Regions from separate parts of the Homo sapiens genome. Here region 1 is linked to region 2. The links are chromatin contacts, found by Hi-C or POLR2A ChIA-PET in ENCODE. All regions are on one chromosome and are shown on one strand. Each heading gives the region's core, a stretch centred on a gene start or an enhancer-like site at or near the end of the contact. The rest is flanking DNA. Distances are from core to core; before and after follow the strand shown.

What was found. Hi-C counts contacts between places; a loop is a spot of excess contacts on that map. ChIA-PET counts read pairs that join two places held with the same protein, here RNA polymerase II (POLR2A). Pooled maps may share reads with other maps.
Region 1: a pooled map shows a loop between it and region 2 (4-fold over the local background). The contact joins two enhancer-like sites. A Hi-C loop is called at or near these places in 1 of 37 single-sample maps with no recorded cell type and 2 of 50 pooled maps. POLR2A ChIA-PET finds 5 or more read pairs at or near these places in 1 of 52 experiments (activated T-cell).

What each region holds. Positions count from the first base shown.
Region 1 is chr16:14,404,893-14,407,592 of GRCh38, forward strand. No RefSeq gene overlaps it. Among named protein-coding and RNA genes, the nearest start is that of LINC03107, 22 kb to the right of the region's middle. RefSeq lists enhancers at 808-1,309, 1,764-1,843 and a silencer at 834-1,033. Within about 2 kb of position 1,424, at least 4 of the 41 ENCODE cell types and tissues checked have a DNase peak (open chromatin) inside an H3K27ac peak, as active enhancers do.
Region 2 is chr16:13,956,130-13,958,829 of GRCh38, forward strand. No RefSeq gene overlaps it. Among named protein-coding and RNA genes, the nearest start is that of ERCC4, 37 kb to the left of the region's middle. RefSeq lists silencers at 21-90, 1,331-1,380, 1,401-1,460 and enhancers at 548-1,747, 1,561-1,680. Within about 2 kb of position 1,387, at least 34 of the 41 ENCODE cell types and tissues checked have a DNase peak (open chromatin) inside an H3K27ac peak, as active enhancers do.

The sequences.
Region 1 (2,700 bases), core at 174-2,673, 450 kb after region 2:
ATTTTATTATTTTTGAGACAAAGTTTCACTCTTGTTGCCCAGGCTGGAGTGCAGTAGCGCCATCTCGGCTCACTGCAACCTCCACCTCCCGGGTTCAAGCGATTCTCCTGCCTCAGCCTCCCAAGTAGCTGGGATTACAGGTGCCCACAACCATGGCGGCTAATTTTTGTATTTTTAGTAGAGACAGGGTTTCCCCATGTTGGCCAGGGCGGTCTTGAACTCCTGACCTCAGGTGATCCACCCACCTTGGCCTCCCAAAATGCTGGGATTACAGGCTTGAGCCACCGCGCCCAGCCCTCAATTTTTTTTTTCATAAAATAAAAATCAAAATGCAAAAATCATTCTTAGTTTAACGTCCATGCAAAAATAGACGGTCAACCAGATCTGGCCTGTGAGCCACAGGATGCGGACCCTTGTTCTACAATGTCAGTTCCAGGAGGGCATGTCTGTCTGTCTGTCTGATTATGTTTCCTGAAGTATCACTTGCGTCTAAAACAGTGCCTGGCATCTAGTAGCTGCTCAAAAAATATTTGCTGAATGAAAGAGCAATTCCTCTTGTTTAATTCTTACAACTGCTTTACCAAGGGGTTACATATATGAATATTGTGTACAGAGGAAGAAATGATGAGAGTAATGTCTCTGGATTTATCGACGGGAAAACAGGCATAGAGATGGCATGTTCCAGCCTGTGCAGCTGGTCTCCTAGAGGAAGCAAAAGCACTGCGATCCTCCTCAGCAGTTCGAGAACCTCCTCCCCAACAGATCGCCCCGTCCCCAGGCGGCTCCAGGCCCCGACCCTGAAGCTTGAGACCCCACCCCCAGAAAGCTCGAGGCCCCGCCCCTTAGGCATGAGGCCCCGCCCCCAGCCGGCCGGAGGCTCCGTCCCCAGACAGCTTGAGGCCCCGCCCCCAAAGAGCCTGAGGCCCCACCCCCAGGCGGCTCGGGGCCCCGCCCCTGCAGCCCGAGGCCCCGCCTCCAAGGGGCTCGAGTCCTCACTGGACCAAGCGACACAGAACTGGGTGCGTCCCCAGCACAGCAGGTCCGGGACCCCTCACGCCAGCCACATCTCGGGCCAGGCCTCGCGGAACTCTCACTGGCAATAAAAAGCAGCCATACGTTCTCTCCTATGTTTGTTGGAAGCAACAAACAGCCCGGCCCAGCCAGCTTGGGCAACCAGGCCTCACTCCACAAGGCGGGGCGCAGGTCAGGGGACACTGTCGAGGATGTTTCCAAAGCCCGGCAGGTCAGGGCCTGGCACACAGATCCCCTTCAGGGGCCAGTCTGGTAACATAGACATGTGAAACGGGTGGAGTTGAAACCACAGGCGCCAAATGGCCGCTACTGCCACAGGCAGTGACACCTGTCCAGTTTCGGGGCTTTTTAAAGCCCTCTGTGGCTGAGGCAACGCGTCAGAGAGACCCACGTGGCTGAAAGCTTGTTGGTTTCACAGAGGGCGCCTCCCACTTCATGGCCTTTGCCCATGCTGTCCCCTCAGCCTGTGATGTTCTTCTTGCAAAACCATTCTTAGTTCCTAATCCCTGCAAAAACACTTGGCCAACAAGATCTGGGCCGTGAGCTGCGTGTGCAGAACCCTGTCGGCCCCATTAGCTAACTCCTTCTCTGACTTCAAGTCTCAGAGAATTCTTCCCCAACACAGGCACCCCGCACCTCCCTTGTCACAGGGCAATTTCACATTTGTTTGCTTACTTGATCAGTGTCTGTCTACCCTTGTATTCCTTTCCCAGGGCTACAGTAACAAATTATCATAAAGCTTAAAACCACAGAATGTATTGTCTCACAGTTGCGGGGAACAGAAGTCCAAAACCAAGGTGTTGGCAGGGTTGGCTCCTTCTGGAGGTTCCCAGGGAGAATCAGATCCATGCCCATCTCCTGGCTGATGGTGACTCCTTGGCTGGTGGCAGCATCACTGCAATCTCTGCCTTTCTCATCACACAGCACTCTCCCTGTATGCATCTGTGTGCCAGGGTCCCTCTTCGTATAAGAACCCCAGTCGTGCCATATAGAGGGCCCATCCTAAAACAGTATGACTTCATCTTATCTTGACAACATCTGCAAAGACTCCATTTCCAAATAAGGTCATATTTGCAGGTTCCAGGTGGATGTGAATTTTCAGAGGACACTGTGCAACCCAGGAGAGCCCCCAAGTGTGGGGGGTCCACTTACACTGTGCCTGGAAGGTGGGGACCCCCTTGCTGAAACCCTTCACTCACTTGCCACCAGTACCCTGGCCTGATCTCTGCTGGGGTGAGAGGGTGACTGTGAACAAGACGGGGAGGAGAGATGGTCCAGGAGTGCACTGGCCAGGGCGGGAGCTGGTGGTGAGGGCACAGTGGGTACTTGATGTCTCAGTCTGTGTGGCCTCCTTTCCTCCTCTGCTTGATGACAGGGCCCAGAGTTTTCTCTGAAGCTTTGCTCCTCCCCAACTCTTGGTTCACGGGGTTTGGGTAGAGATGATGCCATTCCTAGGTCTGGAGATGGCCGTGTGTCCCAGGCCTGGCCAATCAAACAATGCTTCTACCTGACACAGTGACCGGTTCAGGACTGGACAGATGACCCAGTCATTGCCAACGAAGTCTCGTTCTGTTGCCCAGACTGGAGTACAATGACGTGATCTCGTCTCACTGCAACTTCCGCCTGCCAGGTTCAAGTGATTCTCCTGCCTCAGCCTTGCAAGTAGCT
Region 2 (2,700 bases), core at 137-2,636:
ACCTGTAGTCCCAGCTACTTGGGAGGTTGAGGCGTGAGAATCTCTCGAGCCTGGGAGGCTGAGGTTGCGGTGAGCGGAGATTGCACCACTGCACTCCAGCCTGAGTGACAGAGACAGACTGTGTCAAAAGAGGGGGAAAAAAAGAAAGATGTAGTAGGCATCTGCACTGAAGTGAGAACTGAAAACATTGGCTGAATAAATAAGTGGTTAAGGTAAAGAAACCTGAAACGACTAACAGAACGCTAAAAATGCCTACACTTAGGAGGTGGCAAGATAGAGACAGAAAATTAGAAGAAGAAACTGAGTCATCCAGCAGCCAGAATGAAAACAGGAGGGAATTTCAAGGGAGTGACCCACAACATCAGGAGTTGAGCCGTATGAGCGCTGGCGGCCTTCAAGGCAACAATGAAGACAGCGCTGGTCATCCTGTGTGGTGTGTCCAGGAGACCTAGGGGCACACGCCCGCCTGGGGGTCTGAGGAAGCCATGGGGGGTGGTGAGGATGAAGAAAACGAGGATGGGCAGGCTGAACAGAGGGGCGATTTTGCTTGTTGGTGATCAGGATGAGGGAGCAGAGCAAAGTGGGAGAAGGAAGGCACTAGAGAGAGAACAGAGAATTAGGCAGAACCAAAATTTAGTATTGTGGGGGATGGGGGTGGAGGGAAAAAAACGAACGTGGTTTTGCTTTTCTTCCTTTCACACCTACAGAAAACCTGTTTTTGTATTGAATTGCTTCTTCTTAAAGACCAGCATCAACCTGATCATGCTCCCCACCATGTGAAACGGAATGGGCACGCCACGATAAGTAGTAATGAGCCTTTTCGGCAGCCTTCTGTTTTAACAAAAAAACGCTGCTGTTTGGCATTGAAGTTTGCTTGTGTTTAAGCTCGCGGTGGAACAGCCTAGGACCCCTCTCTGTTTGTAACCTGGCTTTATAATTTTGTTATTATTTAAAGCCTCCCTTTCAGCGATTTTTTAAAACCAAAATATATGCTGGCTAATGTCATCTGGAAACTGAAAGTCGATGTTCAGCAACTCTCACTCGCCAATCCTACAACTTGGTAAGGATTTTTATTTTGGTCGTACTGAGCTTACTGTAACTGGGGCGGCTGAGTTGCTATGGTAATTTGTTCTCAGAACAGAGCACTTTGCTGCAATGCATGGAAACAGCAGATAAATCTACTTTATGTTGACTTGATTGTGACATTAATTCTAGTTGAAACATCCTCCATGCTCCCATCAGGACTCATGTATAAGAATTTTAAATTGGAGCCAAGAAGGCATTGGCTAAAAGAATTGCAACTTCGGCTGTTTAAACCCAGGCCTTCACAATTCATGCAACTGAAGGCTGTTGGCTCACAGCCTAGAGCGCTGCCCCGGGGGCGGCTTGCAGCTGGGGGAAGGTTCATCACTGAGGCAATTATGTGGTTAATTGCTCCAGTGTGGGCTTGGGCTGAGAGTTGTGACTCATGCCGCCCTCTGTCACTAATAGATGGGGGTAGGGGGTAGAGTGGACAGGACTCAAGGACTTACTGAAAACTCAGCTGCCTTTTCCCTTTCCTCTTGCAAATAAATCTGTAACTCACTAACATCTGCCCTGGAGATGTGGGAGGAAGGTAGACCTCAACTCCAAGACTTGGTGCTCCCGGCCTCCATTGGTAGGGGTCCCCATTAAGTCCCACGTCCTGAACTACACTGGAGCCCTCGGACACTTTAAGGATCACTGCACTCCGAATTGGGGTGTATCTTCCTCCAATTCTTGCCTAACCATGACAGAGGAGAGACAAAAACTAGATGCCTGACTTCGAGCATGACTCATTATAAACAAATAGAGGACAGATTGACTTCCTCTTATCAGAGCCCGAGTCTGCGCCCCAGGACACAGCATGAGTCAGACTTGAAGTCCCAAGTCTTGTTGGGAATTTTCCCCCTGAGAAAGAGGTAGATTTTTGAGTAGAGTTCTGTTGATTTCTTGAATATTATCAGTGACCCCATGTTAAGCCCTGGGCTTCTGCATCAGGTCACATCCCTTCGAAACCAATAGAGCTTCCAGAGTAAGGATAAAAATTGGCTGTGCTCACAAAGAAACTCATTTGGAATTGATAGAAATGTTTGTAATTTTAGCGGTGATGGTTTTGCAATGTATAGATGTCAAAATCATAAAAGCATACACTCAATATGTGCAGTGTATTGTATATAAATTATACTTCAAATATTTTTTAGAAGAAACATAGTTTAGCAGGAAAAAAAAAGATGTAGTAGGCACCTGCATTGAAATGAGAACTGAAGACATTGGTTGAATAAGTAAGTGGTTAAGGTAAAGAAACCGTAAACGACTAACAGAATGCTAAAAATGCCTACACTTAGAAGAAGGGAAGATACAGACAGAATATTAGAAGAAGAAACTGAGTCATCCAGCAGCCAGAATGAAACAGGAGGGAATTTATAGGGAGTGACCCACAACACCAGGAGCTGAGCAGTATCAGCGTAGATAGCCTGGTGGCCTTTGACGCAACAATGAAGAGAGCACTGGTCATCCTGCGTGGTGGTTAATTATTATTATGATTTATCATGAAGTTCAGTGTTACCTCCTCCCTTCCCCATCCATACCGATCTATTGCTTGTATTTGGGTGCAAACACACACAGAGTACCTGCCTGAAGGGATCATGAGGTCACAGCATCCAATGCTGATCTCAGACT